3 separate regions of the Homo sapiens genome follow, and regions 2 and 3 are each linked to region 1. Evidence: chromatin loops called from intact Hi-C (ENCODE). Cell type or tissue: heart right ventricle. All regions are shown on one strand. Links, peaks and the distances in the headings refer to the core of each region. The heading gives the core; the rest is flanking DNA.

Region 1 (10,099 bases), core at 801-8,800:
ATCAAGGTATCAGCAGGGCCATGTTCCCTCCGAAGGTTCTGTTCCCTGCCTCTCTCCTGGCTTCTGGGAGCCTCAGTCATTCCTTGGCTTATAGATGCTTCCTTTCAATTTCCCACCTTCTCATAGGGTTTCTTCTATCTCATCACAGCATCTTCCCTCTGTATATGGCTGTGTCTAAATTCTCCCTTTTTATAAGGATATGAGTCATATTGGATTAGAAGCCCACCCTACTGGCTGGGGTAATTGAGCTATACCCAAAGATGAGTATGACCTCATCTTAACTAATTATATCTGCAATTACCCTGTTTCCAAGTAAGGTCCCATTATGAGGTCCTGGAGGTCAGGTCTTCAACATCTTTTGGGGAACACAATTCAACCCATGACAATGGGCTTCTGTAATTTATGATCAAGGGGTCAAGATTTGAAAGTAACATTCCTGAAAGATTAAAGACCGTGAAGATGTACTCCTTGTCCCCAGTGTCCCTTCACCAGAAACAATACATTTTGCTGGACACCAACACAAGCAGTTCCAAGCCAGATACTGGCTTATAATCTCTCTCTCTTCACCCAGCCCACAACTAACTCCTCCATGAGCTGCCAAACACTCAGTATACATTCTCGTCACCAAGAAATGCCACTGGAATGAATCTGCACCAAAGCTGTTTATGTGACTAATGAACCTCCATTACGTTGCATCCAAGTAGGAGTAAAATTTATATTCTACTCAATGAAGGAGGGCTTTCTTGGGGGAGGGAATCACAGATGGCTGGGAATAGAGGCGGGCATTTAGAAAAAGCCACATATATGAACAAATACCAACACTGCAACACTGTAAAGGTATCTTGTATCAAGTTGGGAACTGTTTCTCCAAACCTCCACAAAAAAAAAAAAAAATTCAAACTAGAATACTTTCAGGGGTGGCGGGGGAGAAGGCATCCCCTTTTCTCCTTCCATGGTTTCAGGTACAGAAAGTTGGGGGTAGTTATAAAAAAGGCTCCATCACTGGTGTCTCCTAACATATTATTTCTGTATTAGTATTATCAGGCTTGTTAGCCAAAGACAGATGCCGAACAAAAAGCTGATCACATTTCCCAATCTTATTTGCAAACAAGCGTTCATTTCCTGCTTATCAAGGCACAGTGCGGGTACTTTGTCCATTCAAATCATTGTCTTAAGCCAGTGATGCAAACCAATGAGCAAGGTTCACCCCAGCCAGAGCCTGGACGCTCAATGTCATTGAACTCAAGGAGCAGATAATTAGTATTGAAAGGTGTGATTGCAGCCCAGTCGGCCAGGTAATCAGCCCCTGATTTCTCTTCAGGACTCTAGACCAGTTGGAAATCTTAGCCCTAGAGGAGGCTGGAGGGAATTATCCTGGAAGTGTAGTATCCCTTTTCAAATATAAACACCAGACAATTACAGCAGCCAGTTAGCCCTTCCTTGCTCAGCACACTTGCGTTTCAGGCAGCGATTGGAAGGGACCCCAGCTCTGCCCAGGCAGCTGTCTCCCAGCCTTGGCTCCCCAGGGCTCTTCCATCAGCTCACTAACATCTTCCAAGACTGTCGCAACCTTGAGATGTCTCTGCAGACTGAGCCTCCTCATCTCGGTGCTTGTTTTGCAAACATTTGGCTGCTTCATGGGAACCTGCCTCAACCTGAGGCCTGAGCTCTCTCTTGGCTGGGATGGTGAAGTCTTCTTGAGAAGGGCTGATCTCTTTTCTGATCACTCAGATCAGATGGCTTGGAAGTGACAAAGTGAAATGCATCTCTCTGCCATCCCTTCAAAGATGGAATGCCAGTTCTCCGTTCTCAGCAGCCAACAGCCAACTTTGACATAGAACTTGGTTGAATATCTAAATGGACACTCACGTCGGAGCATAATTTTTAGGAAAGTAGCTAAAGGTTCAAAACAGGTCCCCAGTCTCCTTTCTGACCCTGGGTGGCCCCTTCTCTCTGGACAGGGATGTCATCTGACAGGGAAGATACGTATGGAAATGTAGTCGCCTCTATATCAAAGAATGCTTTCTCCATTTTCTTTACGGTGCTTTGCTTTAACCAAATTCACAATGGCTAACATAGTTAGACAGCAAAATAAACATGAGTGGCCATAAAACACTGACTCTTCCAGACTCTGATGGAGGCTGTGCAGCCAGCTACCCGCCCCTGGACTTGGAGGGAGGGCCTAGTGTATAAACAGAGTTTGCATGCAAGACTCCATGTGTTATCAACATATCACATTCAGGCTCCTGCCAACCCCACAGCAGACACATAACTCTACATTATGTAATGTGGAAATCAGCAAGGCTTCGAGAAAAGTGGCTTTTTGTTCCTTAGAACCTATCTTCCACCTAGGGTAGATGTCCTCCCAGTCAAGCCAAGCAACTCTCCGTGGCCACCCCCCAGGCCAGGGGCTCACAGCTTCAGGCCACTGCTGCTCCTTCTTTCTTTTAGAAAGTGCTGAGCTTTGGAACACTGGGCAAAGGCCTTCTTGCCTTCTAAATTAGCCTTCTCTTGCTTCCATTACACCATACTTTTTTCTGCCAACATTTTATTATGCAATTTTTCAAATATCCAGAAAATCTGAACCACTCCTGAGATCTATTTTTAAGTTATTACTCTCTCGTGAATGGCTCTTGAATTCTTCTCCTTTCCTCCAAGTAACATTTTTCAAGATACCTGTTGTGGGAAACATGTGGCATGGGATGTCAGTGCCCCACATGGCTGCTCAAGTTGTAATCCAGGGCTTCTCTCGGTTTTCTTTCAGAGATGAGAAGAGTCCAGGCTTCAGTTACAGACAGACCGGGGTTCTTCCTAGCTAAACTCTGGATGTGTTTCTTTACTGCTCTGAGCTTGAGCTTGCCTTCAAATGGTGGTGGGCATGACAGCCAATCCAACTATCCTGTAGTGAGCACTTACTAGATGCCAGGAACTCTTCCACATGACACCCAGGGGCTCTAATCCTCATAGTAACCTCAAAGGGAGGCACTAGTGTTATCCTCCATTGTAGATAATCAGGCTGGAAACCCAAGCCTACTGCCTGTGGTGCTGTAGGAAGCACGCAGAGTGTTTATGACACACTTAGCACAAAGCCTTCACTCATAGTGGCTTTTCAACAAAGAATTCAAGGATTATTCTTATCAATAGTGGCAACATTTTTGCAGAGGGCACCCAATCAGCACACAGTCATACAGAACACAGACTGTAATAAGCACTTCTCATTGTCCTGGCCTTCTACACACCATTCTTTTAGCATCTGAGTTTGTTATCAGTGGCCTAGCACTAATGGCAGCACCCCTAAACCAAGGCTTTATTTGGACAGCAATCTTCTGTGTAGCTGGCAAAGCCTCTTCTGCAAAGCACTGCTTTGAGTTCTGATTTTTAATTCCGAACACTGCATGGTATCGTTGTGATAATGGGAAATGTTGAAGTGCTGTCATTAGGTACTTCTACGTCATATCAGATAAACAGAATTCAGACACAAGCACTAAGGTAAAGCTTTATTGGATGGATCATCTTTTTTTTTAAGTGATGGAAATATATCAACTCTAAACTCTGTCCATATGCTCTACTGTAAACATGGCTATTGGCATGGTGAAAATATTTCCAGACTGGTTCATCCCTCTTCTGTTCACTTCAAAGATATTTTCCACAGTGGTTGCCATACAAATTCTAAACCCTAAAGATTCTGGGGCTGGTGCCCCATAGATGATTAGCTCTTCTCTAGGGTGAGGTATGGTTTCCTTAAAAGCAAATGGACTACCATCTTTCAGCCCAAAAAGCTCTTGACTGCCTCCAACCCCTCCTTCATCCTAAGCTCCTCCAAACTCACTCTAAACAAACTCTCCCACAAGGAAGCCTGTCGAAGGTCTTTACAGTAAGTATCCTGGCCTTGGAAAAGGACAAAGAAAGGGCGAGCAGACACTGAATCTTGATGAGGAACTTTCTTCGAGCAAGAGGTAGAACTGAAGCACAGAGAACGTGGCATAGCTTTTCTAAAGTCGCAGACCAAGTTGGTCAAAAGAAAGAGAGAGCCCAGGAGTTCGGAATCCAGAGTGCTACTGTGCATTAGATCAGTAATAATTTCCATTAGCATTAAGTCCAGAGACCTTGGAACCAAAACAAATCCAACTGTAGAACAAGTGTTTTGGGGAAAAAAAAATTGAAAGCTCCCTAACAACATCATCTTTCTCACGGGGATGAAGTTTCAGATACACCAAGACAGGACACTTTATGAGTCGGATAAATTGTGTATCCAGAATAAGAACGAAGAGGTATATCCTGCATCTTCACCATTAATAGTTAAAGAATACAAGCTGGAATTTGGGGAGTATTGAGGCTAGAGTTTGGGAAAAAGATTCCCAGTCCAGGAAAGGGACAAACAGCTACAGAAGGAACAGAATACTGACTGATCCAACAGTGAAACTCTCCCCAAAGGAGAGTTACAGGCAATTCCAGAGCTATACGTACACAAATATGATTCTTGCTGAAATCTAAAGAGAAGAAAGGGTGAAAGGCGAAGAGGGATGAGATAAGGTAGTAGGATCCACCAGGAGCCCACATACATTCTTGACAATTATAATTAAGGACTTCCTATTGGGACGGACAATCCTGGCAAGACATCTGGTCACATTAATCCTCCTTTGGGCTGTGGAAGTTCACCACCAGAGGTAGATGTGTCATTGCAGAGAAACAATCAAGGATGAGGAGAGAAAGGGATGTTTTCGGTGGGCTGGCAGCACAACTTTGTGGACTGCCCTGTTTTTTAACAAACCCACAGAACTCTGTGGAGCCAAGTGTTCTTCACGCTAGGCCAGACTTTCCTACCCCACCTTGGGGGTCTGCCAGTTTTTGCTGGCTCCCTCTCCAATGTCAAGCCTTCTTGTGAAATGACTGGTGCTTCCTGCTTCCCATCACAACCCCGACCCAGACACGCCACCTCTCCCTGGGTATCCGCCCTATGGCTTAATGAAAGGGAGCCAAGGGGCTCTTGAGGACAGAGAAGCCCCTGTTCAGAAGAGGAGAAAAAGAACAGGGTCACTTCCTTCCCTGTTTTCTAGGTTTCTTCCGCCTTTTTCTCTTCCCGCCGTCCCCTCCCATGGCCGCTGCTCCTTGGCCTTGATTCAGCACTGCATTCCTGCTTCTTTGTGTCCCAGCCTCCCAGCTTGCAAGGCCGTGGGGATGTTCAGAGAGTTAACAGCTCCAAGAAATTCTCATCTCCATAGACCTGTCTACCCACCTCCCACCTGGGCTGCAGAGAAACAGCCAACATTCCTTCAGGCCCACAGAGAAAGGGTGTGACTCGAATTACTCAATGAAGCCTCCAAGCCAGCCTCTTATGCCCCCAAAACAATAGAGTTGTATTTTTCTTGGACTTCATTCATTTTATTTGGTTTCTCCTTTGACTAGCAGAAAGAACTCCTTTCCCTCCCTCTCCCTACCACCACTTTTCTTAATCCACCAGCTTCACTCTTCCAGTAGAACCCAACCCCCCAACCCCAGTAGGGTGAAGCCTTGGATCATGAACTTGAGTGACGTCAGCGAGCTTGAGAAACGCCATCCGCCATCCGCTTCTCCTGGGCTTTCTCACATGTGGGAATCATCTCTTGGGAGTCTGCATCCCATCTCTGATCTGTTTGTTTTGGATGCTAATCCCAGGACGCTGGGTGAGGTGTTAGGCAGACTGACCTTTCCTGTTTTCTGAGTCAGTGATCTTAGATCACTAAGTCAGGTGCTAAGTGTTGAAAATTAAAATCAATGTGTGGGGCCTGCAAGAGGGAGACAAGAAGGTGAGAACAAAGGGTGAAAGGGGAAGGTGACATCTAGTTTTGTTTGAAACAAACAAAAACCTATCTATCTGCCATAAATCCATCCTCATCAAAAAGAGATTCTGGTAGCTGGTGTCTCGTGTGCCTGTAGTCCCAGCTACTTGGGTAGCTAAGGCAGGAGGATCGCTTGACCCAGGAATATTAGGCCAGCCTGGGCAACATAGTGAGACTCTGTCTCTTAAAAAAATGGCGGGGGTTGGAGGGATTGTACGTATTTGGTATGAGGCACACATTACGAAGAATATGATGTGGACATGAGTCCTCCTGACAAATTGCCTCTGAAAAGCTACAGCCCATCTTAACTCCCAAGGCAGCTTCCACTCAACCCCAAACAGCCAAATCTTCTGGTATTCAGGGAATTTTTGTTTGATTGTCTACTGAGCTCCCGACGTATGTCAGGCTGTCAGGCTGCAATGATATTTAAGGAGAATCTTTTTTTTTTTTTTTTTTTTTTTGAGGCGGAGTCTCACCCTGTGGCCCAGGCTGGAGTGCAGTGGCATGATCTTGGCTCACTGCAACCTCTGCGTCCCGGGTTCAAGTGATTCTCCTGCCTCAGCCTCTCGAGTAGTTGGGACTACAGGCGCGTGCCACCACGCCCAGCTAATTTTTGTAATTTTAGTAGAGACGGGGTTTCACCATGTTGGCCAGGATGGTCTCGATCTCTTGACCTCACGACCTGCCTGCCTTGGCTTCTCGAAGTGCTGGGATTACAGGCATGAGCCACCGTGCCCAGACAGAGTATCTTACCTCTGCACCAAGCTAGGGTATTTAAGGCACCACCAATTCCACCCCCAGCTTCTTTATCAAACAAACAGATCTGATGGAATAACAATGCTAATAATGCCAGGTGTTTGGCTTGGATTGGCTTTTTAAATCCAGCTTTTATCTCAGAGGTCAAAATCCTGAGCAGGCCCAAGACAATGCAGCCTAAACATCTTTAGAAACTCAAGACAACTTCTCATTTTAAATATGAGGAAGCTGACTTGTTGAGAAGTGAACTGTTTTACAGGTCACATTAACATAGTTATAGAAACACAGAGGTCACATTTTTGGTCTAAGGCACTCCTGATTTGGAATTACTCCCTGAAAGATCTATGGAGGTTGTACTGTATTGACAAAAATTGGCTTTTAGGTTTAACCAGATGCCCTACCCATCTGCCCAGTCTTTGTTGCAGGACAGTCTTCAACCCTCCAATCTCCCATTCCAGCATAGAGCAGGGACTTCCTTCTACTTCAGCATATCAAGCAAAGCAGGCACAATTCTTTTCAACAAATATCTGTTGAGTATCAGTTTTGTGCAAAGCATTTGCTCAAATCAAATAATAAAAAGTACAGAGCCCACTTGTGAAACAAACCGTCTCATACTCTTCATAGACACGTTTTCAAAAGTCAGCAACTCATCCTTTTTCCTACAAAATTCTGTTCTCAAGAGACAACTTGACTATCAAAGGAAATAAAATATCCCATTTTCTCTTCTCTGGGAAGCACACACACACATTTTTATAAAATAATAATTTACCTAGTAGGATTTACACATCACTGATGTAAATATACTAGACCTGTCTAAATCTAAACTCCAACTACACACGAATTTTTTTAACGCTCCACAAAAAAGAAAATGAGAAAAGCAAAACTCAACAACACCCTAAAGGAGTCAGATCCTCTTTCTATATTGTCAGGTAATTGTTAGCAGAAATCAGCTGTAATAACAAGCCATTTTAAAGGAATGCCAATTCCATTCTATCCTGCTTAAAGAAGATCCAGAATCTGCCTTTGTTCCTAACCTGGGCAGTATGGAGAAAATAACAATACCTTCTTTCAGAAACTGTGGGGAATCTGAAAGGTAGGATTCCTGCTCTCCCAGATAAGAGCTGGCAGGAGAGGTGGCAGCTGTCAAGGGGGAGGCTTGTGTGAGCCCTGGGGTCAGCCAGGAGCACCCTGGAGAGAAGACCAGGACCATCAGAAGGGAGCAAAGTAAGAGGTGCTTCAGGGAGAAAGTGCTTTGCTTTCCGAAACTTAAAAAGGATCTCCACTCCTCAGTGTGGACTTGTGTGCAGCCAAGGCCTCCAGAGACTGCAGAACCACCAGTCTCTGGAAACGTCTCCTTCGTCGTCCTGGCTGACGGCATGTTTGCAGTTTGGGACTGTTTTATGCAGCTGATTCTTTCCAAGAGTCTGAGGTTTAGGGTTTGGGTGAGCTTGCTGCTTAGCCTTTCCCCCCTTACCTTTTTATTCACAGTTTCCGACACACAAAGCACTTTAAATTATCCATGGAAACCTTTGTGACCACAGACTTAGAACACAGCTATGACCAAGTGTCAGAAACAGGGAAGGCATCCGCGAATGTCCAGCTATGTGGCATGAATGTGTTGCTTTCTCTTTTCCTAATCAGGTCCCAAAAGTGGCATTTCTTTGCAAAGGGCTACACAGACAAGGGCTTTAGCTAGAAAAGCACCACTGCCTGACATGCTGAATTAAGAATGAAGTTGCCCTTGGGTTGGTAAATTTGGGTAGTCGGATAGCACGCAGCCAGGCCTCTCCTAGCCGTTCAAGAAATGTTTGTGGAATGAATGTGCACTGCTTGTTTAAAGAGCACGCTGTCATTGTTAGAACACACTGGACGCTTCCCAAGGCAGGAGTTTTAACATTTAAATTTTTCATTGTTCTTGCCCTCCCACTCCCCTCAGCCTTCCTAGCTCCCTGGAGAGGGGCCTGAGCTCAGGGAAAGTCAATAAAATATATTCTTGAACTGACTGATCTTTGTCATTTTCATGAAGTCCCCTGTCCTCATTCTGTCTATATTCACTGGAGTCAATACTTAGCAATGCCCTCACCCCATCCATTCCATTCTCTAACCAATTATACAGGAATAATTGCCAAAAATTAAAAGACTAACCCCAATTGAATTGGAATCTGGCTGTTTCATGGAGAAAACAGTTAAAGAACAATGGAAAGGACACCAAAATACTCAGGGAACCCTAACCCTATCTACGTCATGGTTTTCTGCAAGTCATAACCACCCCCTCTGTGTTTTGCTCTCTTTTTTCCTTAAAGGAGCATATAGCAACCCTCTTCCCACCTGTTCTGCATGAGCAAGTTTTCAGCACCAGTGTTTGCTGTACCAAGGAAATGTGTTATCATTCAGACCTGGCTTGAACCAGACAGTTCTAACCTCAATTTCCCCCAAAAAGAATGTGCCCTTCCTGTACATGTTCCTTCAGCATTAGGGGACAATTGGGAACTCTGGGCAGGTGGGGAGAATGAACACAAGGGCAAACAGCTTGAAGCAATGGAGATGCAGATAACAGAAGAAACCACTTGGGTACCACACCTGCTATGCCCTATGCAAAATGCAAGACAACTACGGAGATTCAGCAGTTCTCAGCAGGCAGGGCACAGTGGCCCACACCTGTAATCCCAGCACTTTGGGAGGCCAAGACAGGTGGATCACCTGAGGTCAGGAATTCGAGAGCAGCCTGGCCAACATGGTGAAGCTCCATCTCTACAAAAAAAAAAAATATATATATATATATATACACACACACACACACACACACACACACACACACACACACACAAATTAGCCAGGCATGGTGGCGCGTGCCTGCAGTCCCAGCTATTTGGGAGACTGAGGCACGAGAATATCTTGAACCCGGGAGGCGGAGGTTGCAGTGAGCTGAGATTGCGCCACTGCACTCCAGCCTGGGCGACAGAGCAAGACTCTGTCTCAAAAAAGAAATTCTCAGCGGCCCCTCTTCCTTTCTAACCCACTCTCTTCCATTGACAACCTGGCTCAGGGACTGCCATCTCTAAATGTGAACTAACATTGTCCCACAAAATCTGTAGTCCAAAGAAAACAAGGCAAGGCCAGAAAGAAACAAGGCCATGGTAAACACAGTTTCCCCCGATGTGGAACAGAGATGATAACAGGGTAGCCATCCCAGTTTGTATTGAGTTTTTACATAATAAGCTTCCAAAATTTGGTAGCTATTGTTTTCTTGTTTCATTGTTGTTGTTGTTAGTGTTGGTTTTTACCCCTTAACACCTACAGCTGTGAGATTTGAGCCAAGTAATTAACCACTCTGCACCCCATCTTTCCCGTCTGTAAAATAAGGAAAATAACAAGAACCCACCACGAAAGGTTCCTGGGGGCACACAAGGTAATATATCCAGGTAAAGCCCTTAGCAGACTACCAAGCTCATACAAAGGGCTGTGCAAGCACTGCCTTTTATTAAAAAATGTCACGCCGGGCACAGTGGCTCACACCTGTAATA
Region 2 (10,099 bases), core at 934-8,933, 69 kb before region 1:
CTCTCAGGGCTAAAGAAAACAGTCAGCTCCTGCGGCATCTGATTTGCCTCCTGCCCTCGCTGCTGTTAATCTGCAACACGCCACAGCCTCTAGATCGCTGCCGTTCAGAGTCGGATGTCATGGGGGCGACTGGCAGGGGTTCTTTCTTCTTTCGGTTTGATACATCCTTCCTTCCGCTGCTCCTCGCAATCAACCGCTAGGGGAAGGAGGGAAGCAGGCAGGAGGGAGAGCGGGAGACTTCCGGAAATCCCTTTCCTCCCTTCCCTTCACAGGTTGCCCCATAGTGACCCTGGAGACTCCCGCCTGCCCCCAGTGAAGGAATTGGTTACTCTCCCAGAGCCCTCCCGGGCATCGCCCCCTTCCTCACTTCCTCCTCTTCCTGCCCCCAGCCTCTACCCCTCCAGCCTCCTGTGGCTTCACAGGCAAGTGCCGCATCCCAGGAAGAAGGAGTTGGAGCTCCGTGATGGTGAGCTTTCAGACTTCCCCCTACAACCTCCGCCTCCCCAAAGGCACAGAGGCAAGCAGTGGCTTCCCTGGTATCATTTGTGGATCTAGGAGCATGAGGGAGCTATCGAAGACGGCATGTAGCCTGTTCTTCTTTCTCTTAGTAAACAATAATATCTAAATGTGCTAGAGGGAAAATACTTTTTAATTTATACTTTAAAACTGGTTTAGATTTTGAATGTATAGTCTGTTTTCCTGGAGTCCAATTGTAACATGAACCCCAAACCTAGGAGTTCTGTTTTTATACATCAGGAAGGGGACCAACCCACTCACCCATCCACCCATCTTTCAACTCACCCACCCACTCTTGTTTATAACTGCATAGTGGTTTATTTTGCCAGCACTAAACTATGCAGCTTGTTTCCCCTTTGCCAGCCTCTGCAGACAGAAAGCAAAGGCTGATCATTCTCAATTGACATGTGCACCCCTACTCTGAAGCTACAGCTGGATGACACCTCAGACAAATGCACTCATACATAAAAGTTTTTCTGCATGTTTTCGTTTTTGATTCTTTTATTGGAAGCATTTTTATGGCTGGGAGGTAGGTGCACATCCATTACAGTGAGGGGTCAGATATTAGAATACTTACGGTGCTTATAATTTTAATAGGATCACCCCCCTCATCCCTCATTGCCAATCAATTTCACTCTGTTTCAGGGTCACAGATCATACCCCTAATCCTGGCCAGTTGTCTCACCAATGTGTGTCACAAGCGGCCTGGGGCAAGAAAGTATAGATGACCCAGCATAACCGTTGCTTCTATTGCAAAGGGTACATCCTACAAAGAGCAGAACACGATTAGAGGCAGGCATAATTGCAGGCACTAAATTAGCATGGGTCTCTCAGCCAGGGGCTAATCTAAGCCAGACCTCACGTCATGGCAGGCCATGAGTACATCGCAATTACAATTCAAAAGAAAAGAGAAAAATCACCCTTGATTCTCAAATGTTTATTTTTAACACGGCAGATACTTAGCAATTATATCAGAGGCTGAGGCATCTGGAGTAAGCAAGAAAGGTGATTTGGGTTAATAATCTTTGAAAGGCTAAAGGATTTTCAATGTATGTATAAGACTGAGCCCTGTGCATGCTCCCCATTCTCTCCCTGACATCAGCCACATCCACCCCACCTCTGCCGCTACACGTTGGTGCTACCCAAGGTCTCCATTCACGCACTGTCCCTCTGCATCTCATGCTTCATCCGGGCCCTCCTCTGACCTGACCTTACCTGGCTGACTTAGTGCCCCAATTCTCTAAAACATGGAGAGATGGAACTGGTAGCTTGAACCCTCCCAGTTCCATCTCTTCCCTTTGTAAGTTTTCCCGGTGCCCTTGGGCCCCATGTTTCTAGACTATGCCCTAACACAGAGCCTTTAAAGCTTACTTCCACATGAAGGCAGAAATCAATCTTGGGCAGCCAAAACACATATGCTTTCTCAGTGGTAGGCTTAGGAGTGATTTTTTTTCTCTACAATCAACATGTATTAATTTTACATTCAAAAATTGTGTGTGCGTCTGTGTTTATTCGGTTTCAAAATCCAGTATACAACAAACTTTGCTTCTCCTGGCTTTTTAAACTCTTTTCACATGCCATAGTCCTGGTTCACCAGTGCAATTAATTTGCCTTTGAATTTGCCACTGGGATTCTTTTTGGTCGGCGGGGGGCTGTAGGTCGGGGTCAGAGTCTTGCTCTGTCACCCAGGCTGGAGTGCAGTGGCATGATCATAGCTCACTGTAGCCTCAAACTCTCAAGTTCAAGCAATCCTCCCACCTCAGCCTCCTGAGTGGCTGAAATTACAGGCACAAGCTACCATGCCTAACTAAGTTTTTAATTTTTTTGTATTGACAGGGTCTTGCTATGTTGCCCAGGCTGGTCTCAAACTTGTGGCCTCAAGTGTTCCTCCTGCCTCAGCCTCCCAAAGCACTGAGATTACCCTGCGTTTTTGTTTTTGTTTGCTTTTTTATTAATCAAAGTAGAAATCACAGACCCATTGTATTTCTACAGGTGAAATCATTACAATGTTGCCAGGGATTAATTTCTATGAGTGGATGAGAGGTCTCTTTTTCACAGTTTTCTTTTTGTCAGGGGACTACTGCCCTGATAAAACTTAGGCCTTCCCTGGCTAGGACATAGTAACCCTTCCAGCCATATTATAATGAATTTTGTAAAACTTGGCCAAACATTAGGCTGTACTGGAATGTTACCTTTTTAAATTTCAGAATAAATAGGCTATCAGCAGGATCACGGACAAGTTTTGATCATACAGAGACAGCCATTGTAATAGGACTTTTTCTGTGTTAATATAATGATTTAATAAAGCCATTTGGCACATAAATAAGACTCTCTTAGACCAAGCATTCTTAACAATGAGAGAATTGAGATCAGCCTATAGGGTGTATTAGCAAAAGTGTCTTTTCCAGCTTTAGTAAAACTCTTCCATCTGTTTAGCAATAATTTTATTATTCTGTATTAAAAACCCTCCTGAAATAGATGTGGTAAAAAACGCTCTGCCCCTGTTATGATACTTTCCAAACAAGCTTAAAATTGCTCAGAAACAAAAGGCAGGAGAAAAAAGAAAGGGCAGTGTCTCCAGATAATGAAGTTCTGCCTTTGTGTTTTATCTGTAAAACAGTACGGTTTGAAAAGTCTGGATCCCATTTCATCTGAACGCAACATAAATGTAGTGCCTGGAATCCTCCCAAATGAATAAATTCTTTTCTGATAATTTTTAAGTGAGGAAAGATCAACAGGATAGGGGCATGAGGTGGGGGGCGGGGTAGGGGGGATTATAGGCTGGTGTGTGTGTGTGTGTGTGTGTGTGTGTGTGTATTTAGCAGGACAATTGGGAGAGTTCTGGACATAATTTTTTTCTTTTCTTTTTCTTTTTGGTGAACCATGCTGAATTTTGTCTCTCTTTCTTGAAAAACCTTAATAGATTTGTGTGTTTGTTGACCAAGTGCTCTTTTTCATTCCTATTCAGCTTGCCTGTCCCATCCCAAGTATACTTGCCTCAGATGGCAACATGACAAAGCTCCCTTCCTTCTCTCGAATGGTTTGCAAGCTTCTGGTCTTCTTTTTCTTCTCCCTGGATTGTGCACAAAATTATGCCAATTTATGGTGGGGTAAGGGGATACTCCATGGACCACTTATCTCTTTAATTTTCCTCCATGTTGTGAGGTCTTGCTGAGCGCAGTCTGCAACTTCTGGAGTGATGAAGAGAACAAAAAGCTGTAGGCCTGTCACACTAACTTTCAGGATTGAGGTTACCAAAGAGGAACTGTGTAATTTCTTTATATAAATGGCTTAACCAGACCTCAAAAAGTCCTGCAATGAACACAGTTCTCTTTCGGGCTTAATGTTCTCACTTTGCTTCTTTGTTTAAAAAAAAAAAAAAAAAAAAAGGTTGGGGGGAGGAAAAAAGGCCATTGATCCTCCTCTTCCTTTGACCACTGGAAGAAAGGTAGAGAAAAAGAAAAAGAAAATTAACAAAGAAAGGACCCATGTCCCTCCTGCTTCCCCCTCCTCTCCCCATCCACAGGCAAAATCTAATAACAATGATTAAATTACATGTCTTTTCCTCCCATTGAAATCCACTGCATACTATTCAAATATTAGAACTCAGGAAATAAGGCAGGACAAGGTCCCTCATGAAACCTTAGAAGGCAGCACAGGGGTTTGAGCTGGAGGTCTGCTTGGCTGGGCAGCTCTAATTAAGAAATCACCCTGCTGAGCAGAACTTAATCTAAATAAAATATAAAAAGGAATCCAGTGAAAACCATTACCTCCCCACCCCACCTCCTCACACACCTCACATCCATAGGCCCTGTTTCCCTAGTCCTAGGAACTCTCCCTCCCATCACCTGGGAGTTCGATGTTGTTCTATGTGCCCCACAGTACAATCAAAAGTGAATTCTCAGCTCTAGAAGAGGAAGCTATGTCTTGTGCTGGCCTCTTGCTGTTTGGCTGGCCTTTCACAGGGCCAGAGGCAGATTTAGTCAATGTTGTTTTGGTTTGGAGGGGTATATGAAATGGAGATTTGACCAAGGAATGATTAAAGAGCTGGTTATTTGCTATAGTTAACAAGGTATTGTGTATTTCAAAATACCTAGAAGAGAGGACCTGAGATGTTCCACACATAGAAATGATAAAGACTAATGGTTATGGACACTTCAAATACTCCGATGTGACCATTACACAGTCTATGCATGTAACGAAATATAATAGCTACCCCATAAATAAGTACAAATATTTGGATCAATTTTTAAAAAGCAAAGATTAAAAAAAAGAGTTGACCATCTGGTCAGCCCTTCTATTCTTAACACAATGAACTGCCAACCCACAGCCTCTCTGCAGGCTAACTGGGTTCTTCTTGCCTGTCCACCAACTGCATTTGATGGAGTAGCCACCTGAGAGCAAAGTCCACATCTGTTTAACTTGATGTTGTTCACTATACTTGTACTAATTAGTCCTTTATGCTGTATTGAATCAGCCTCAGACCTCTGCCCCACCCCCCGTCCTGGGTGCTCCCTCTGATGTTGGGTGACATTTATTTAGCTTCATTTCCCACTGTCCTCCATAGAAATCTGTTCTGTGTTCTCATTGATCTCACTGTTGACCCCATGAGTGTGCTGTTCTCTACATTACACCTTTGTGACTTTGCATGGGCTGCCATGTCCGCCCATGGTAGTGGTTTTTAAGCTGTTGAAAACCTGTTGAAAGAGATAAACTCTATCCCTAAGGTGGGAAAAGCACACATATGTACATAAACACAGGGTTTTGCCAGCAATTTCAGGGAGTAGCTCACTCTCTAAGGAGTATGTGATTACCACCTTGACCCATTTATGCCTGAGGTTGCAATTTTTGCAATCAGATCTTGGTGATGATCTTGAGCAGTAGGATATAAATAACTCCCACATGCTTAGCATTCCAATAATGGAACACTAGGCGTAAGTGGGTCAAACTCTTGAGATCAATTTTTCTGTCTTTTCTCCTCCCATTTTGGGAAAACTCCTACTTATCCTCAAGGAGAGCTCCACAAAGTTTGCAGACTCCTGCTCTGTGCTCCTTGATGTCTTTTGTCTGTAAGGCCAGTACACCACTTACCACAGTGCAATAATCATTTGTTTGAGTGTCCATCTTCCTCTAGACCAAAGGGGGCAAATGTTCTCTTAAAAGTGCCAGATAGTAAAGATTTTTAGGCTTTGTAGGTCATATGGTCTCTGTGGCAACTACTCATGTCTGCTGTTTTTGCAAAAGCAACCATAGATGATGTCTTAGTCTGTTTGGGCTGCTATTAAACAATACTGTGACCTGAGTGGCTTATATACAACAGACATTTATTTCTCACAGTTCTGGAAGCTGAGAAGTCTAAGGTCAAGACTCCAGTGGATTACGCATCTGGCGAGAGCCTACTTCCTGGTTTGTAGGTGGTGTCTTCTCTCTGTGTCCTCACATGGCATAAGGGAAAAGGGACCCCTCTGGGATCTATTTTTATAAGGGTACTAATCCCCTGCATGAGGGCTCCTGCCTCAAGACCTAATGTATTGTCCATTTTCATGCTGCTGATAAAGACATACCTGAGACTGGGCAATCTACAAAAGAAAGAAGTTTAATGGACTTACAGGTTCACGTAGCTGGGGAAGCCTCACAATCATGGCAGAAGGCAAGGAGAAGCAAGTTACATCTTACATGGGCAGCAGCAGGTAAAGAGGGAGAGCTTGTGCAGGGAAACTCCCATTTTTAAAACCATCGTCTCGCATGAGACTTACTCACTATCACGAGAACAGCACGGGAAAGACCTGCCCCCATGATTCAATTACCTCCCACCAGGTCCCTCCCACAACACATGGGAATTCAAGATAAGATTTGGATGGAGACACAGCAAAACAATATCACCTAATCACCTCCCAAAGGCCCTACCTCCAAATACCATCGCAGTGGGGATTAGATTTGAAGATAAGAATTCTGGGAGGACACAGACATTCAGTCTACAGGGGACAATATGGAAACAAATGGGCATGGCTCCATTCCAGTAACACTTTATATGCACTGCAATTTAAATTTCATATCGTTTTCATGTCATAAAATATTTTTTATTTGTTTTCCAAACGTTAAAAAACATAAAAACTATCTTTTTTTTTTTTTAATCTCATTAGCCATTCAAAAACAGATGAGATGGGGACAGATTTAACCCAAAGGACATAGTTCAACTCCTGGTCTTGACAGAGGAGAAGCCCTCAAAGGTAAATCTTACTAATTTTTGAGCTTTATTATCTAATCCCTCAAAGGTAATTCATCCTTGAGTTTAACTATCTAGCATTAACTGATACAAAAAATGCATATAAATGTACAATTTACCCTTGAACAAGAAAGATAGGTTGACCTGTGCAGGTCCACTTACACTTGGATTTTCTTCTGCTTCTGCTACTCTTGAGACAGCAAGACCAACCCCTCCTCTTCCTCTTCCTCCTCAGCCTACTCAATGTGAAGACAATAAGGATGAAGACCATTAATGATGTTCTGCTTCCACTTAATGAATAATAAATATATTTTCTCTTCTTTATGATTTTCTTAATAACATTTCTCAAGTCTATTGTAAGAATACAGTGTATAATACATATAATGTACAAAACTTGTATAATCAACTGTTTCTGTTACCAATAAGACAGTAGCCTATTAGTAGTTAAGTTTTTGGGGGGTCAAAAGTTACATGCCAATTTTTGACTGCATGGGGTGTTGGGGCCCCTAGTCCCTGCATTGTTTAAGGGTCAACTGTAATAACAACTATAAACAACTGAATGACTTTTTGATTACAAAAAATTCCTTGAGACAAAGCCTGAATAGAACAACCATAAATGTGGCTTTGGGGACACTGTTGCGGCTTCATGTTTCATCATGACTAGAGATATAATACCTTAAGTAGTTAGCCACCAACACTCCAATCGCAAATTCTGGAGGTCTGGGATTATTCCACAAATCACTGGGTAGATGCAAACCTTCTAGAGAAGTCTAGTATCAGCAGAGTAAAACAATCTCCTTTTAAAAATAAGATTTCTTTATCACTCCCTGCTTTCACGCAATCACAGCTTCTTTTTATTTACTTATTTATTTTTTAGATGGAGTCTCACTCTGTTGCCAGGCTAGAATACAATGGCACGAACTTGGCTCACTGCAACCTCCGCCTCCTGGGTTCAAGAGATTCTCCTGCCTCAGCGTCCTGAGTTGCTGGGACTACGGGCACACACCATCATGCCCAGCTAATTTTTGTATTTTTAGTAGAGACAGGGTTTCACCATGTTGACCAGGATGGTCTCGATCTCTTGACCTCGTGATCTGCCCACGTCGGCCTCCCAAAGTCCTGGGATTACAGGCATGAGCCAGTGCGCCTAGCAAACGACAGCTTTTTGAGCCTCTGTTTAACAATCTCTTAAACCTTATAGGTAGGCAGTTCTGAGACAGCTCCTAATCATCTCCCCTCCTGGTATTCAAGCCCTGATGGAATACTCTCTTCTTCAATGTGAGCTGGACTTAGTGGTTTTCTTCTAATCCATTGAATACACACAAGTGATGAGCTGTCATTTCCAAAATTAGTTCACACAAAGCTGTAACTTTTGTTTTGTTCACAGCCTCTCTCAATTGCCTTCTCAGCTTGTATGCTTTGAAGAAGCAAGCTGCAGTGTTGGAGAGGCCCATGTGGCAAGGAAATGAGGGTGGCCTCCAGTCAATGGCTGGTGAGAAACTGAGACCTTCCTTCCAACAATTGTCAAGTAACTGAATACTCCCAACAATCATATGGGTTAGGTTAGAAGTGAACCTTTCTCTAGTTGAGGTTTCAGATAAGACCACAGATATTATACTAACACCTTGATTGCAGGCTTATGAGAAACCTTGAAATGAGAAGACTAAGTAAAACCATATCTGGATTCCTGACTTGCAGAAACTGTGTGATGATAAATGTGTGTTATCTTAAGCCACAAAGTTTTTGGGGTGATTTGTTCTACAGCAATTGATAATGAATACTTCAACCTATAGTGACAACTGGATGTCTATTTACTCATTTTCCCCACCAAAGTGTAAAGTTCCTACAAGGCAGAGGTTACAACATATTCATCCTGCTACCTCTCACAGCCCATAATATACAACCTGACCCATAAAACATGATTAATCAATGTTTGTTAAATTAACATGTATTTTGAGTTTCATTGAAATCAGTTAGTTGAAGTGATAATAACATTTAAATGTGCATGAGCAGTAGGACAAGGCAGATAGCTGGTTAGGATAGAAAGTTTTTGAAAATTGTGAGGGGAAAAATTATTTCTATTTGTACCCTGTTGTACCCAGCTTAGGTTTCAAAAACTTTCAGGGGGTTTTTATTCATTTACCAAAGACTTCAAAGTTGGTGCCTCCCCACCACTCTAAAGAGGTCTTTGCCCTTATTGACCCAACCATACTGATTTGCCTGGTGCACAGTGGGAGCTATTATAAGGAGAGGGGAGAAGAAGGAAATAGAAACAACTGTGAAAAAGGTTGAAAAAAATAGCGAAAAGGATAGAAAAAGAGCAGAGGAAAGAGAAGAAGTAGTCAACATCCAACCCAGATGCAGAGAAATGATTCAAAAGAAAAAGTCTGATTTTCCTGTCGGAAATATTTTTAAAAGGAGGTAGGCATTTATCAAAAAGGAAAAAAAAAAAAAAAGAATAACAGAGTTTGTCTTCCAAAGGACCCAATACTCTTGGAATTCAATGACCTAATTCTGTGTATGGTTGCAGTGTGGAGATTGCCTCTTGTCTGATTCTCATGGCATTGAGACCTCTGATTTCTCAACAGCACATGCCACAGCACTATCAGAAGTCAGGAATAAAGAACAGAGGGTGTGGGGGGCAGTCTAGATATTATGCTCAGCAAACATATTTTTAAATCAGTGTAAATTCTATCTTGCTGGTTGCTTATCTTAGCAGTTAAATCAACTTTTCGTTACTTTTGTAGACATTATATAATATCTTCTCCCCGCAGCTCCAGCCACCAGCTGTTAGTCAGCAGAATGGGAGAGGGACTGGGTCAGCTTAAGCTGAATAACTTCCATGGTGACATTTGAGGGAACCAATTCCCAGCCACTGAACAAACCTAAATGTTCTGCTATGGCCATAGAACCAAATAGATCTTAACAAAGAAACCTGAGAGCATTCAAAGGTCAAAACAATTGGAGCTAGTTCCTTCAAGCTTAAATATGCTCATCTGTAAAGTGGGGACAATAACTGTGTGTCTTATAGGGTTATTTTGAAGGCTAAATATGTGTAAAAGCCTCAGTCTACTGAAAGGTTGCTCAACTGTAACACTCTTTTCATTTTGTGAGGGATCATTCTTTGTTGGAGGTTAGGGACACTGTCTCGTGCATTACAGGATGTTTAGCAACATCCTCAGCTTCTATCCATCAGATGTTAGCACCCCCCCCACGGACCACCATCTTCTCCATCATCACCATCAAATATGTCTCCAGACATTTCCAAGTGTCCCCTGGGAGGCTAAAACTGCCCCTGGTTGAGAACCACTGTTCTAGTACTTGGCATTGTTCCATAAACATCAGATGATATTTTTA
Region 3 (10,099 bases), core at 1,243-9,242, 130 kb before region 1:
ACTCACCAAAGCAGGGGGTATTACGGCATAGAGTCTAATACTGTGAGCTTCAAAGGAGCTGAGGTTGGGTATGGGGTAGAAGATGGAGAAATGGTCTGGAGGATGGGATGTGAAGCAAGCATGACACATCATCACCTTCTAGGCCCTGTGTCCATAAAGGAAAAAGAAAAGTCATAGCTTCAGAAGGCTGGAAGGGAAGCCAAGACCTCCAGGGATGACTGGTTTTAGTTGCAGCAGGCATTTGAAGAGAACATTCTTAGCAACAGGTGAGGATATGGGTCATTTTGATGATGAGCAACTCTGAGCTATAGGGCACAGTGAAAGGATTCTGAGGGAGCAGAGGATGGGGAGGGGGGTGATATGGTTTGGCTCTGCGTCCCCACCCAAATCTCTTCTTGAATTGTACTCCCATAATTCCCCATGTGTTGTGGGAGGGGCCCGATGGGATATAATTGAATCATGGGGGCAGTTTCCCCCATACTGTTCTCGTGGTAGTGAATAAGTCTCACAAGATCTGATGGTTTTATCAGGGGTTTCCGCATTTGCATCTTCCTCATTCTCCCTCTGCCTGCTACCATCCATGTAAGATGGGACTTGCTCCTCCTTGCCTTCCGCCATGATTGTGAGGCTTCCCCAGACACATGGGACTGTAAATCCAATTAAGCCTCTTTCTTTTGTAAATTGCCCAGTCTCGGGTATGTCTTTATCAGCAGTGTGAAAACCGACTAATACAGGAGGATTACTAGATTAGGGGATAGACAGAGCTAGAAGATGATAAAGGTCTCTATTTCCTAGGGCTGTTCTAACAGAGTACCAAAATCTCTGTGGCTTAGGACAACAGATATTTAATGTCTTGCAGCTCTGGAGGCCAAAATTCTGCAATCCAGGTGTCAGCAGCACTGTACTCCCTCAAAAACCTATGGGGGTCCGGGGCAGTGGCTCATGCCTGTAATCCCAGCACTTCGGGAGGCTGAGGAGGGCAGATCACCTGAGGTCAGGAGTTTGAGACCAGACTGGCCAACATGGTGAAAACCCATCTCTACTACAAATACAAAAATTAGTTGGGTGTAGTGGTACACATCTGTAATCCCAGCTACTTGGGAGGCTGAGGCATAAGAATCACTTGAACCTGGGAGACAGAGGTTGCAGTGAGCCAAGATCGTGCCACTGCACCCCAGCCTGGGTGGAAAATGAGACTGTTTCAAAAAAAATAAATACATAAAACCTATAGGGGAAACTTCCTTGCCTCTTCCAGCTTCTGATGACCCTGGATGTTCCTTGGGTTGTGGCAGCATTACCCCAGTTTTCATAGGGTGTTTTACCTGTGTCTTTTCACACAGTTCTCCTTGGACATGTCTGTGTCTAAACTTTTTATAAGGACACTGGTCATATTAGACTAGGCTCACCCTCATGACCTCATCTTAACTTGGTTAAATTTGTGTCTTAGTCCATGCAAACTGCTAGAATAAAAATACTATAAACAGAATGGCATATAAACCACAGAAGCTTATTTCTTACAGTTCTAGTGGACGTGAAGTTTAAGATCAAGGCTCAGGCAGGTTTGGTGCCTGGTGAGGGCCCTCTTCCTCATAGAGGACACCTTCTAATTGTATTCCCACATGGTGGAAAGGGAAAGTGAGTTCCACTGGGTTCCTTTTATACGAGCTCAAATTTCATTCATAAGGGCTCCACCTTCCTAACCTAGACACCTCCTAAAAGACTATCTCCTAATATGATCACATTGGCTATCGGGTCTCAACGTATGAATTTTCGAGGAACACAGACATTCAGACCACAGCCATCTATAGAGACTCTATTTCCAAATAAGGTTACATTCTGAGGTGTTAGGGGTCAGGACTTTAACATATATCTTGTGGGGGACACAATTAAGCCCATAACAAGGTCTGAGTGACCAGAGACATTTCTGTAGGCTTAGACTTTAGAGGGTCAACTGCAATGTAATACATAACGGGATGCGTCTCGATGGTTTTTTGGGTAGGCAACACCCTTTTTCTCAGGATGCTTTCTGCAAGAGCTTGTAGGGTATGATGAATGGTATTATAAAAGGGGATCAGTGGGCTCAGAAAGGATACATTAATTCCAGGATGAACAGACGTCTGCAGGCCTTATTTGCAGAAAGTGTGTGGTGGTAGGGCAGAGGAACTTACACTGTTCTTCTCCCCGTTCCCTCTACTCACTATACTGCAGCTCCACTTGTCTATCTCTGCCTCAGAAAACTACAGATTGGGCAGCCCTAATCTTTCCAAAATCCAAAACGCGTCAACATCCAAAACTTTTTGAGCACTGACATGAGGCCACGAGTGGAAACTTCCACACCTAAGTACTTAATGCAAAATTTGTTTTATGCACAACATTTTAAAATATTTTACAAAATTACCTTCAGGCTAGGTGTATATAAAACATAAATATATTTTGTGTATAGGTTTGGTTCTCATTTCCAAGATCTCATTATATGTATGCAAATAGCCCAAAAATCTGAAAACAATCTGAGATCCAAAACACTTCTGGTCCCAAGCAATTCAGATAAGGGATGCTCGATCTGTACCTAGGCTGTCCCAGCCTCAAGGCCTGTGCACTTGTCATCCCTTTGCCTGGAATATTCTGTCTCGGAGCTTCTCATGGCTGGCTCTCTCTCATCACAGAGAGCTCATCTTGGAGGCCACCTGCTTAGAAAAGCCTTCCCTGGCCATCACGCCTAATGTACTGCCACCTCCTTCACTGTTTTCATCATTTTCCAAAAAGGTATTATTTTCACACTTGTTCATCTGCTTAATGTTAGTTTCTCCAATTATAAGGTCCACAAAAACTATTGTCTCCTACCCCCTTTGTTCAGCACTGACTCCCAATGCACCGACTAATGCCTGGTGTGCACAGGTGCTAAATAGCAACAAAAGGAGCAATAGGAATAATCATCTTTGATTGGATGAATAAATGTAAGCACATACAATGCATAAGTCATTTAACCTCCCTCGACCTCATTCATAAATAAGACTTTGACCCAGGTCTTATCTTTAAGATCCTTTCCAATCTTATAATGCCAGTTATATAACAGCCCGATAGAATCTGAGAGACCCACAGGAATGTTGCTGCTCAACATGCACATTCATATCTCAAGCCAAGAGAAGAAAGGTCCCGTGTATTAGACCTTTTAAAAAAAGTCTATCAGGTCAAGATAACTGATCTAATTTGAGCAAAGAATGGTTTAACTTACACACATTTCCTTGCACTTCACATTAATCCTTTAAGCTGCAGCTAGACCACACGCTTCAAAGGTAAAGCCAGGGAACACGATGATCCCATAGGTGCAGCATTGTTGACCCAGCCACCATTTTGGACTGCTGGGTGAGTTCCATTTGGCTTTGACTTTTCTTATGTGTTTAGAGTGTACATGGAGCTTCCTAAACCGTAGAAGTCATCTCATTGATCCAAGAATCACTAAGACCTTTATCAATAATCTTAGTCCAATCTTTTGTTAAGGCATTGAAACTGATTGAGGTCAGCCATTCACTTCTTTCTGCAGCCATGATTAATCTAGTGCCCACTACGGCCCAGGTCTTGAGCTGAGGAGGTGAGAATTCCACTCTTCTTCTCAAGCTCCAACATGTTTAATACTCCCTCCCTTTTAAACTCTGCTGAGCATAGGATCATCTGGTGTTCCACCACCCTACTCACTTATGCTTTGGCCAAGAGATTCAAATGCCTAGAGAGGCAGTTTGAAATTTCAAAGGTCACAGTTATTTGGCGGAAGTCTCACTCTGCCTCATCGACTGTGGTCCTGTGTTGTCTCTTTTCCCGTTTCCAACTCTATGCCATTTCACTTTATTACAGAAGTATCTTTCCTTTCCCCCACATAGTTGCAGCGTAAGATCCCCCCTTCTCTTCCCTTTCCCCTAATTCCAAAGCACAGATCCAGAACCCCCTCCTAGGCAGGTTAATGCCCCATTTGGTGTTATAGGATCTTTACGAGGCTGAGAAATGGAAGCCAGCAGCCTAGCAGCTCTGCCGGAGAGCAGGAAGCCACAATGCAGGGAAAGAGGCAGAAGGAGTCTGGGAGGCGAAGTCTGCCTTTTTTGATGACTGATGTAAGGGCTTCGTACTTGAACTTTTAGTTTTATAGTTCTATAAAAGGCAGCTGACAAAAGAGAACCCGTTTTGGGAGGGTCCAGCTGGCCGGACTGAGCTGGGTGGGGCGGTCCCAACACATGAAAGCCAGGGCTGATTTTCATCCATGATGTCAGAGAGGCGATGGGATTCCCACTGAGCCAGAGGATAGGAGAGCAGACAGTTCCAGCCCGGGCCCTGCCAATGCCGGCAACAGTTTCAATCCTGGCTTCCTGGCTCTTCTGCAAGATCCTTTTCCTCCTCGGAGACTCTTTGCAGTGTTTGGAAGGGAAGCTCTCTCGCTCAGCCTGCGGGTGTCTGCTGAGGCAGGAGAGCCGCTGGCCTCCCTCCTTGGCTTCCTGGCTCCCCTATACCTCTGCTTGGCTCGGCTCTCTATTTCCTTTCGTTTCAGTGGAGGATGCAGGGAGACTGACAGGGCTGGCTGTGCAGGGGCCCACAGCGTTTTACAGACTTATAGTCCTGAGCTCTTGCATTGCAGCCCCCCACTTCTGGATTTGGTGGGGGACAACCTCTGCTCCCTTCTCTGACTCAGACTCAGACCCTGGACTCCACAACTGGAGAAGCTGCTCAACATACGAAAAGTGGTTGGGGTGGATGGTTGTTTTCAATTAAATCTAATCTGAAGAAACATGGGGGGCTTTTTGGTTGGTGTGTGTGTGTGTGTGTGTGTGTGTGTTTGTTTTTTGTTTTTTTTTTTTTTTTTTTTTTTTTTTTTTGGTCGTTTTTCTTTTTGCTTATTCACATCAAACTATTGCGCTGGCCCAAGCCTGCAGTTTCATGCGGACAAAGCAGGTCTCTCTCCAAGCCCTGGGGGCTGGGGGTGAAGCAACTGCTACTCACTCAGCTCTGACTCAGAGGAGGTTCCTTTTTCCTGGCCAGAAGCAGCGCTGCCCAGTTCCAGGGAGAGGCTGGGAGGAGCAATGGAAGGGAGCCCAGAAGGGCAGTTGCAGAGGGTGCCGAGCGCTGGTTTCCTGATTCACGAAGGTTTCAGAAGCCGAGTGGCTCTGGCCAGCAGGCAGGTCCCACGACGCGCCTAATCTGCATGATCAGCTCCTTCTTTTGGAGACTGACCAGATTTACCCCCATGAGCCCTGGTAGCAAGGCCAGGAGAACAGGGTTAGAGCAAAATCCCAGGGTAACGCTGCTGAATGGCCTAAAGTACTGAGGCCATCCATCATCAAAAAATGATCGTGCTATACTATTTAAATTTGCTTTGGTGTTTTCTTGGTGTTTCTTTGGGCTGTCTAGCAACACATCATTCCTGCACTCATTCCTTCATCAAAACGCCAAATGTTATTTTCTGGACCTACTATGCACGTGCTAGTTACTACTGAACAATGGAGAGGCATTTGGTAAGTGAGCCTGAAATAACTTAGTGCCTTATTGATGAACTAATTCCCAGAAACCAGGGCTTTTTTTTTTTCTTTTTTTTTTAAACAAAGGCCATAAGGTATGTGTTTTCCTCTGTACCAAGTGGGGCTGGGCATTGGGGGTGGCCCTCTGACCCCCATGACCTACCTTTGGTGGTACACATGGTTCCCTCAAGACTGTCCCCTTCTTTCTAATAGGAAGGGTCCAGATTGGAGATAAAGTTCAAGATCTCCCAAGGAGAATGGAAATGGAGCTTCCTCTGCCAGAGCAATGAGGAGAGAGTGTACAACTTTCCACATTCTACTTCCTCCCTTCTCTTCTTTTTGCTTTCCTTTGTTCATTTTTTATTCATTAAATATTCACTGAGTGGCAATTGATAGCCTCCTTACTATGCAGCATTGCTATAAATTAAATATGTAAATCAAATATGTATAGTAAAAAAAGAAATCTAACAAAGCAACCTATAAGCTTGGTAAGAAATAAGTGGAGTGTGGCCAGGCGCGGTGGCTCACGCCTGTAATCCCAGCACTTTGGGAGGCAGAGGCAGGCAGATCACGAGGTCAGGAGATCGAGACCATCCTGGCTAACATGGTGAAACCCTATCTCCACTAAAAATACAAAAAATTAGCTGGGCATGGCAGCGGGTGCCTGTAGTCCCAGCTACTCGGAAGGCTGAGGCAGGAGAATGGCGTGAATCTGGAAGGTGGAGCTTGCAGTGAACCGAGATCGCACCACTGCACTCCAGCCTGGGCGACAGAGCGAGACTCCATCTCAAAAAATATAAAATAAAATAAAATAAAATAAGTGGGGTGTATTAGGAGTGTTGCATAGCATGTGAGAGCAGACACAGACCTCGCTTCTGACTATCTTAGTGAGGTCACAGAAAATGCTTGATTAAACAACATGCTTTTTAAGGCCCTTTTTCATTATCTCATTTACCATTCCAATGGTCAGAGAGAACAGGACCAGAGGGGTTATGCCCATTATAAAGATGAATAAACTGTGTGGTTTGCAGTTAAGTAACTTGCCTTTTTGTAGCCAAATATGTAGTTCCTGGCAGAAAAAGAACTTTAGGACTTAGAGTAACTAACAGAGGACTGCAGCAGCTGTACCAGACTGGGTAAATATTGGTGCATCAAAGGATGTATATTTTTCTTCCTTTTTTCTTAATACTTTGGGTAGAGATAAAACTTAAAAGAGCATGCTAGTTGATCCATGTTCTAATATTGCCTGCTTTAGAAGCCAGGGAGATGGTAGCATGAGAAGGACTTGGCCCACCATTGTTGGCTTTGAAGATGGAGAAGGGGCCAGCAGCTAAGGAACGCAGGCAGCCTCTAGAAGTTGAAAAGGCAAGGAAATGAATTCTTCCCAGGGAATCCAGAAAGAAACACAGCCCTGCCAATATCTTGATTTCAGCTCACGGAGACCCATTTCAGTTCTGACTTCCAGAACTGTAAGATAATACATTCAGGTTGTTTTAGGCCATTAACTTTGTGTTCATCTGTTACAGCATCTATTTGAAACTAATATAGAAGGATAAATTTCAGTCTGGATAACCCTGGCTGAATTCCCACTGGTCACCCACAAGCATATGTATGGATAATTGCCTGTACACATGAGTTACAAAACAAGATGGCTATGAGGGCTTTGAGAATTTCCCAGTCTAGCTAATTCTCTGAAGCCACTTACAGGATATTCCTATGCCAGGGACAATCAGCATTAGTGAATCTGTCTCCTCGCTGCCTCCTCACTGCCTGCCTCCATTGTTTTTAACAGTGGTTTGCCACTGAGGTCAACACCAGGTTCAGGGGCCCGGCTGTAGAGCACATAGACAGGGTAACAGCTGTGCTGCACAAGACACCTCATGGCTCGCATTTGTTGGCAAAATGCAGCTTCAACAAGTCACAACCTGTAAAAGAAACCACAAAGCCCAGAGCTCTTCGAGAAAGTCAGGACCACGGACATCAAACAGCAAGTTTGACTGCACCTCCATGAACTCCTGATGTCAAGACATCTTCTCTCCCTACCTGTGGACAGAGGACAGGTAGTCATCCTGATATGATGCTAACTTTGGCAGTCAATAGAGGCTGAAGGTGATCATGACCCCATCTGTGAAACTCATAGGAAACCCTCAGCAGAGGTGGTCATAAGGTTATACAAACTCCAGGCTCTTTGCCTGGAAAGCCATACAAGCACCTGTAAGTCAGAATTATGGAAAGGTACTTGGTGCTTGGCAGGTAAACTATAAGCAGGAAGATGCTTTCTTGCTTAATTTTTCCCCTTAAGAAAATATTCAATTTTATAACATAATCATACTGATGAGCATATAAGGGAGTGGTCCTTGTTCTCAGCATAACTTAAGAGTTCAAAGCCCTGTGGTCCATTTCCCTTCTCTACCTCTCCCTGGTTGTGGGACTCCTTAGCCTTCTTGAGCCCCATCTGGCTCCTTTGCAAAGAGGAGATAATACTAGTACATTCATTGTGTGGCTTGGAAGATGTAATGAGAAAATGACTGAAAAGTGACTAGCACATTACAGACAATCAATAAATACTAACTTCCTTGTTTCATTCCTTCTCTTCTATATAAAATTAAGGTATATTACCCATATTGGTCCTGATCCTTCACTGGGATGAAGGATCTAGCCCTCTGCCTTTAAAAGGGACCCTAAATAGTTCCCAAAATGGCAGGAACTATTATGTTTTAAAAATAGGTTTATTTTTTACAGGCTCACGCCTGTAATCCCAACACTTAGGGAGGCTGAGGCAGGCGGATCACCAGATGTCAGGAGTTCAAGACCAGCCTGGCCAACATGGCGAAACCCTATCTCTACTAAAAATACAAAAGTTACCTGGTGTAGTGGTGGGCACCTGTAATCCCAGCTACTCGGAAGGCTGAGGCAGGAAAATTGCTTGAACCCTGGAGGCAGAGGTTTTAGTGAGCCAAGATGGCGCTACTGCACTCTAGCCTGGGTGACAGAGCCAGACTGTCTCAAAAAAAAAAAAAAAAAAAAAAAAAAAAAAAAAAACGACAGTGGATCATACAGGTTCTACAGCTCCTATTGGCCCACCTTGCCTTCTGACCCCTCGAGTCCATTTGCATTTTTCTTTTTTTTTTCCAGACGGAGTTTCACTCTTGTCACCCAGGCTGGGGTGCAGTGCCGTGATCTCAGCTCACTGCAACCTCCGCCTCCCGGGTTCAAGCAATTCTCCTGCCTCAGCCTCCTGAGTAGCTGGGATTACAGGCGTGTGCCACCACGGCCGGCTAATTTTTTGTATTTTTAGTAGAGCCAAGGTTGGGTTTCATCATGTTGGCCAGGCTGGTCTCAAACTCCTGACCTCAGGTGATCCACCCACCTTGGTCTCCCAAAGTGCAGGGATTACAGGCGTGAGCCACTATACCTGGCCACCCACTTGCTTTTATTCTGTCCTCAGCAGTGATACAAACTGTTCCTACCCTCTGCCTACACACAGTGCAGCTCTTTGCAGTTCCTTGAGACTGTTTCCTCCATGTCACATGGGTGGCATTTAGGAGGCTCTTGATTGAAGATATGTGTTTACTAAAAAGTTGTTAAGTCTTCAGGAATTCAAATTCTCACATCCAATGTCATGCTATAAAAAGATTCATTCACCAAGTCCCCATGACACATTCCTTCTCTCCACACTTATAGGAACAGAAGGATGCCATGATGGTTTAATCAGGGAAGCATGTCCCAAAGACAGTTGCCTGTAGGCTCCTGGGTCTCAAATTTGACCCAAGGCTGGGATGATGGAATGCCATTCCCATCTGGTAACTGGTTTCTTGGCTTGGGAGACAGAAACCCAGATCTCTGGGCCAGGTTCTCAGCAGGCCTTCCCTTCTGTTGTTTTCCCTTGTCCCCTAAACCTTGTCACTGGAAGTAGAGATGACTCTTTGGTGCCTATGTCCCTAGAACAGGAACTTCATTCTTTCTAATGAGGTATTCTCTGAATTCTCCCACAACCACCAGAGGTAGGAAAAAGAGAGGGGAGACAGAGGACTTAGTGTTGTAAGCTCTTTAGGGTCACTGCCATGAGCTTGGTTCAGGGTCTGGTTCTGTTCAACCATCTGCAGCACTTTCTCTAGGCCTTGGTTTCTCCTCTGTAAAATGGCATGGGCACTAACCTGAAATTAGACGAGAGGAATTTATTTCACTATTTCCCTATTATTTCACTGTTGTAAAATAGTTGATAGTTCTTGATACCTTACTACTATTTGCCAAAGATCTTCTTCCTAAAAATTTGCACATGTCAACATGTTGAATCTACATAACACTCCTATGACTGGGTGAATTTTTAATTCCCATTTTACAAAATGAGGTAAGTGAGGCTTAGCAAGGTTTGGTAACTTATACAGTCACCTTAGCTAATAAGAGGTGAATCTAGAGGTATCATTTCAGAGAATATTCTCACCTTTACATATTTGTATCTCTAAATAGTTGTTCAAGATAGCTTCTTAGAAGTGCTATTTCTAGATCAAAAGGTATAACCTTTTGTTCTTTTTAAGGTTCTAATGTGTATTGACAAATTGTTTTACATGAACACTCCCCACCAACAGTATATGACGCTG

What was found. Peaks named below come from ENCODE experiments on the same cell type or tissue, not always from the same donor. Only the 100,000 strongest peaks of a DNase experiment are listed, where the experiment ranks them.
Region 2: it touches region 1 in a loop (9-fold over the local background); 7 of 110 quality-filtered maps call a loop at or near these places.
Region 3: it touches region 1 in a loop (2.2-fold over the local background); 21 of 110 quality-filtered maps call a loop at or near these places.

What each region holds. Positions count from the first base shown.
Region 1 is chr17:72,099,481-72,109,579 of GRCh38, forward strand. The region is part of intron 2 of SOX9-AS1 (SOX9 antisense RNA 1); the gene reads right to left. Among named protein-coding and RNA genes, the nearest start is that of SOX9-AS1, 11 kb to the right of the region's middle. RefSeq lists enhancers at 4,619-5,877, 6,810-9,895 and a cis regulatory region at 5,347-5,349. In heart right ventricle, for the core only: no CTCF peak of the experiment used is centred there; a DNase peak (open chromatin) is centred at 4,845.
Region 2 is chr17:72,030,386-72,040,484 of GRCh38, forward strand. It overlaps LINC01152 (long intergenic non-protein coding RNA 1152), which reads left to right and starts at 269. Exons shown (of 3, transcript NR_110132.1): 1 at 269-466; 2 at 6,660-6,746; 3 at 8,130-10,099. LOC102723517 (a long non-coding RNA gene) reads right to left here. Exons shown (of 3, transcript NR_110877.1): 2 at 6,905-6,978; 3 at 3,722-3,953. RefSeq lists an enhancer at 1-164. In heart right ventricle, for the core only: no CTCF peak of the experiment used is centred there; no DNase peak of the experiment used is centred there.
Region 3 is chr17:71,971,184-71,981,282 of GRCh38, forward strand. No RefSeq gene overlaps it. Among named protein-coding and RNA genes, the nearest start is that of ROCR, 50 kb to the right of the region's middle. In heart right ventricle, for the core only: no CTCF peak of the experiment used is centred there; DNase peaks (open chromatin) are centred at 4,358 and 5,038; H3K4me3 peaks cover 1,235 bases; H3K27ac peaks cover 1,893 bases.